Linked DNA regions of Homo sapiens: region 1 is linked to region 2. The links are chromatin loops, found by intact Hi-C in ENCODE. Cell type or tissue: mesothelial cell of epicardium. All regions are shown on one strand. Links, peaks and the distances in the headings refer to the core of each region. The heading gives the core; the rest is flanking DNA. Region 1 has its middle 40 kb from the start of CUX1. Region 2 overlaps COL26A1 (collagen type XXVI alpha 1 chain).

Region 1 (2,800 bases), core at 283-2,782, 340 kb after region 2:
CAAGAGGGGAGGTTGTTACCAATTTCCAAATATCACAGACGCTCTGTTAAAACAACAGAGACGCCCCCTCCCACCTTCATGCATACACAACCCCAGGCTCCCTTAGAACAAATCAGCTCACCCCCCAGCACGCACAAAGCCTGAGATGTTGGCAGGAACAGATGTGGACATGTGAGGGCTGATTCTCAGGGGGAGACCAAGGGCAGAGTGCCCTGGCTCCGGGAGCTCCAGGGAGAAGGACTGGAGTGTGTGGAGCAGGACGAGGCCCTAGGATACCAAAGTAGGGCAAGGCTGGGAGGGCTATTGCTCCCCTCTGTCCTCAAAGGACACCCTTAAAGACACCTGCACCTCCCAGGACAGAGCATTGGTGCCCTCAGAGATGCCCTCTCTCCATCAGGACATTTCCCAGTGCCCGGCAGTGGTCTAGCCACACAGTCACCCTGCATCATCCTGAAGAGTGATCTGGAGGGCTAGACCTGGCTGAGATGGGCTGCAGACGCTCCCGGGCCTTTGGCTGATGGCAAGGGGGTGTGACTGCTGAGCTCAGCTCAGTTCCTCATGGGAACCCTGGGCCGGAAGGAGATAGTAGGCTTGGTATAGGAAGGGGACCAGGACCACTCCAGATCTCCCGCTAGGTGCTAGAGCTGGCCAGCCTTCCACACCTCTCTTCCTCCCTTCTGTGGGCTTCCTGGAAGCTCTGGGGAGCAGAACATGAAAATGGCAAGTGGAGCCGGGCATGGTGGCTCATGCCTGCGATCCCAGCATTTTGGGAGGCTAAGGTGGGTGGGTCACCTGAGGTCAGGAGTTTGAGACCAGTCTGGCCAACATGGTGAAACCCTATCTCTACTAAAAATACAAAAATCAGCCAGGCATGGTGGCGGGTGCCTGTAATCCCAGCACTTTGGGAGGCTAAGGCGGATGGACCACCTGAGGTCAGGAGTTGGAGACCAGCCTGGCCAACATGATGAAACCCCATCTCTACTAAACATACAAAAATTAGCTGGGTGTGGTGGTATGCGTCTGTAATCCCAGCCATCCGGAGGCCGAGGCAGGAGAATCACTTGAATCTGGGATGTGGAGGTTGCAGTGAGCCAAGATCAAGGCTCTGTCTCAAAAAAAAGAAGAAAAGAAACAAGAAAACAGCAAGCCTCATTCATCCTTAGGGAGCTCAGAGAGACAGAGAGAGGCCCTTGGCCAGAGGAGCATGTATTCTGCAATGAATGTGACACCAGAGGACCTGGACAGAACCCAGGGGCAGGACAGAGGGAGGTGGGAACTTGAGAGATCAGGAAGGATTTTGCAGGTTTGGAAAATGGGAGAAGGAGGTTCTGCAGAGAGAGCGTCTCGCATGAAGGCATGGAGGTCTGTCCACGCTGCAGTGAGCACGCCTGCAGTACTTACAGCACTAGCCGGGCAGAGGTGAGAGGGGAGGCTGGATTGGGCCAGCTCTCCCCCCTCCACCCGTCCTATCTTACCTCCAGCTTTTCCTCATACAAACCCACACTCAGCCAACCCGACACCTTGGCATCTCCAGTGATCCCCTCAGTCTTCTGCAACTTTTCCTCCTTCCTCTTCCTTCCTTTGTGACATCCCCTCCTCCCAGTCCCACCAGCTTATCTGGTCACACTTGGGATGTGAGGGCCTGGATGATTGTCCATCAGGGTATGATACACACCCTGATCCCCAAATACCCTTGCCTTGGTCAACTCCTCCAACCAGCCCGGGACCGGGCACACAGCGATGGGAGCAGGAAGAGGAAGAGGGTGCCGGGGGATGGAAGGGTTTTACCCAGAGTCACAAGTGGCAGACTCAAAACAGCCGAAAGCCTCCTCCATCTGGATGGCAGGCGACCCCAACTGTGGCTCTCCCTCGAATCACATCTTGTAAAAAAATCATTTGCACATTTGAATTCAAAGCCCCTCAAAACAGTATAAACACCACCATCCCGCGTACCATAAAAACCACACTGAGCATTTATGGAAACTGAAACATGTGTATTAACATATGGCAAAAATTTCACTTACTGCATCTTTTTAGCATTGGACTGATGCATGAGGCATCTGTGCAAAAAGCGTTGGAATGGAAGCTTCAGAAACGAGCAGAACGAGAAAAAGGCTGTCGCGGAGGCTGGCAGGCCAGCAGGGCGGCAGGGAAGCCCGAGGATCCATCCCTGGCACAGGCTGGTGGCTTTGGCAGAGAGGCAGGGGTTGGCCCACCGAGGAGCAGGGCCCAAGAGCGTAGGCAGCGCAGCCATCCACCGCAGACCCTCCGAAGCAGCCCCCACCTGCCCTTCAAACGATTCTCCCACTTCAGCCTCCCCAGTAGCTGCGATACAGGCTCCCGCCATCATGCCCAGCTAATTTTTGTATTTTTAGTAGAGACGTGGTTTCACCATGTTGGCCAGGCTGGTCTTGAACTCCTGACCTCAGGTGATCCATCCACCTTGGCCTCCCAAAGTGCTGGGATTACAGGTGTGAGCCACTGCGCCCGGCCACCACCTTCCTTCCTCTTTCTTTTCTCATTTTTCTCTCCTTCTACCTCCAAGCAGTAGATGGATCTTAGACGCTGGAAACAGGAGAAGCAAGCTCACTTCTTTTCTCTCACCTCTGGTCCGAGCAGGAGAGAGTCGAGTCATTCTATGCCCCACAGTCCATGATTGAATCTTTTCTTTAATATTTATTTATTTATTTACTTACTTATTTTTGTAGAGATGGGGGTCTGGCTATGGTGCCCAGGCTGGCTCGAACTCCTGGCCTCAACAATCCTCCCTCTTTTGCTCTCAAAGTGCTGAGGTTACAGG
Region 2 (2,800 bases), core at 26-2,525:
CTTTGTCTTTGTAGAGACAGGGTCTTGCTCTGTTGCCCAGGCTGGAGTGCAATGGCACAATCATGGCTCACTGCAGCCTCCAACTCCTGGTCTCCAGTGGTCCTCCCATCTCAGCCTCCCGAGTAGCTGGGACTACAGGCACACGCCACCACGCTTGGTTAATTTCTTTTTGTTCTTATTTTTTGTAGAGACAGGGTCTCACTGTGTTGCCCAGGCTGGTCTTGAACTCCTGAACGCAAGTGATCCTCCCGCCTCTATCTCTCAAAGTGCTGAGATTATAGGTGTGAGCCACTGCGCCTGGCCTGATTTTTTTTTTTTTAATAATATTAGAATGTTGTATTGTGTGTGAGTGAGTGTGTTGGTGAGGAGAGAAGGCGGCACTCAAAACTAACGCTCACTAGTGAGCATGGGGACAGGGTGCGAGGCAGGGTGCCCAGTCAACAGCATGATGTGGACAAGAATGCAGGCACCTGCCTGCTCCGGTTGGGTGTACTGGGGACAGTGACCTTACCTGGGGTTTTGCAGATCATGTGTTCATCTATTCAATTGTTCATTCAATGTTGTCTGAGCAGTGAAGGGCCAGGAACTAGTGTGTAGAGAGAACACGATCCTCTCCTCGTGTGTACAGGGTTGATGCGGGGAGGACATGTTCAAAGATTCACAGCATTGGAGGGAGACCTGGTCCGTGGGTTTCCCTTGGGAGTGACATTTAGCAGAGACCTGGGGGACTAGGAGATTTCACTAGGGGAAGAGATGCTGGTGAGGAGGAAAGAGCTCTGTTCAGGGTTGGGCGTGGTGGCTCACGCCTGTAATCCTAGCACTTTGGGAGGCTGAGGCAGGCAGATCACCTGAGATCAGGAGTTCGAGACCAGCCTGGCCAACATAGTGAAACCCTGTCTCTACTAGAAATACAAAAATTAGCCAGGTGTGATGGCGGTTGCTCCTAGCTACTCAGGAGGCTGAGACAGAAGACGTGCTCAAACCCGGGAGGCAGAGGTTGCAGTGAGCTGAGATTGTGCCACTGCACTCCAGCCTGGGCCACAGCGAGACTCCATCTCAATAAAAAAAGAAGACAGCTGTTCAGGCCATGTAGTCGCCCCTGGAGGAAGCCCCTGGCTGGAGGCAGACACCCTGGGCCAACCCCCTCCCTGCTGGCTGGGAGGCTGGACTGGACTGGGTGACTTTATTGCCAGGGTCGGGGACTCAAAGGCAGACAGACAAACCATGCTTCCCTCCTCCGTGCCTCAGTTTCCCATCCTGGGAAATAGAACCCCCCCACCTTCCTCTGGAGTGGATCACAGCCCCGGCTGGGCTCTGTTCATTGCAGTGGGGACGTTGGGCGTCACGGACATTGGGTGTCACTGACACCACCCTAGTCCCCTCCTAAACCCCTCGGTTGGCTGCTGGCTGGGACGGGCTGGGGCTCTGGGGCCTGATAGACTTAGAAGGACAAGTCCCAGGGACTCGGGGGGTTAAGTTTTCTTCGGCCGGGCTTCCCCTGCCCTTGGCTGTCTCCCAGGCCCCTCGGAGTCCTTTGATGGCATTAGAGCCAACCTTTTCCAGATGTGCTGAGCAGAGGGATTTGCCGGAACTCTCCGGGGCTTCATCTGCCTCCTTCATTCCCCTCTGCCAGACGGCCCCCTGCCCGCCAGCCTCCCCCCTCTGGTTGGGTCGCCTGCTGTTCAGGATGGATGCCCGCAAGGCAACACAAAGTCCTGGATTGAAGTGCTTTCTTAAAACATGCTCTTTCTTCCCTGCCTCTCCTCCTTAGCGGGACTGTTTGGGTTGAGAAGCTCACCATGGCTGCCCACCCCAAGCAGTGGGGGCCTGTCTGGGCTGCATCCACTGCACCACCCCGCACCGCCCCCAGGTGGACTGTGACCCTGGGCCAGAGGGTGAGGTGAGGTTTGGCAGAAGACCCTGCCCACTGGGCCCACTGTCCATTCCGTCTGGCTCTCGGGAACGTCTAGCTTGGATTCTGGGGAGGCTGGAGGCCTCAGAAATGCAGTGGGAAGCCCCTTTCCCCTCCCCGCTGGCCTGCAGCTATTAATCAAGAGATTAATAATCCCCTGCCTCCCGCTCTGAAACCTCCACTCTCGTTTCCTGTTGAGTCTCCAGCCTGACTCGGAACCTCCCAGTCTGTTTCTCCCCTCGTGGGGGTTCCTAGTGAGGAAGTGGAGGCCAGGGGAGGAGTCGGGGGCGGGCAGGCATGGAGGCTGAGAAGGGGTACGTGCCCAGTGAGGGAGGGGCATCTGGCTCCCCCAGGCAAGGTTCTGGGCTGGCAGAGTCATTCTGAGCAGGCGATCCCTGGATGGTGCAATGTCCCCCCGCACCCGAGGCAGGACTTCGTGACGCTTTGGGCCACATCCACTTTGGAGACCAGAGAGCCAAGACCTCTGCTTACTCACCTCCAGTGATGGGGACCTCATTTCTCCGGGGAGCCCTCCCCACCAGCATTTCATTTTTTTTTTTTTTGAGACAGAGTCTCACTCTGTCCCCCAGGCTGGAGTGCAGTGGCACAATCTCTGCTCACTGCAACCTCCACCTCCTGATTTCAAGCAATTCTCCTGCCTCAGCCCCCTGAGTAGCTGGGATTCCAGGTGTGCACAACCATGCCTGGCTAATTTTTGTATTTTCAGTTGTGACGGTTTCACCATGTTGGCCAGGCTGGTCTCGAATTCCTGACCTCAGGTGATCCGCCCGCCTTGACCTCCCAAAGTGCTGGGATTACAGGCTTGAGCCACTCCCAGACTGAGACTGCATCCAGGCACCCTGTTCGTTGAATGCTTCGTTCTTTCCA

What was found. A loop is a pair of places that touch in the nucleus more often than their neighbours do. Peaks named below come from ENCODE experiments on the same cell type or tissue, not always from the same donor. Only the 100,000 strongest peaks of a DNase experiment are listed, where the experiment ranks them.
Region 1: it touches region 2 in a loop (31-fold over the local background); 1 of 110 quality-filtered maps calls a loop at or near these places.

The regions. Positions count from the first base shown.
Region 1 is chr7:101,776,214-101,779,013 of GRCh38, forward strand. No RefSeq gene overlaps it. Among named protein-coding and RNA genes, the nearest start is that of CUX1, 40 kb to the right of the region's middle. In mesothelial cell of epicardium, for the core only: no CTCF peak of the experiment used is centred there; no DNase peak of the experiment used is centred there.
Region 2 is chr7:101,434,259-101,437,058 of GRCh38, forward strand. All of the region lies in intron 2 of COL26A1 (collagen type XXVI alpha 1 chain), which reads left to right. Among named protein-coding and RNA genes, the nearest start is that of COL26A1, 73 kb to the left of the region's middle. RefSeq lists enhancers at 2,088-2,731, 2,732-2,800. In mesothelial cell of epicardium, for the core only: a CTCF peak has its summit at 1,877 (motif pointing left); DNase peaks (open chromatin) are centred at 1,532 and 2,033.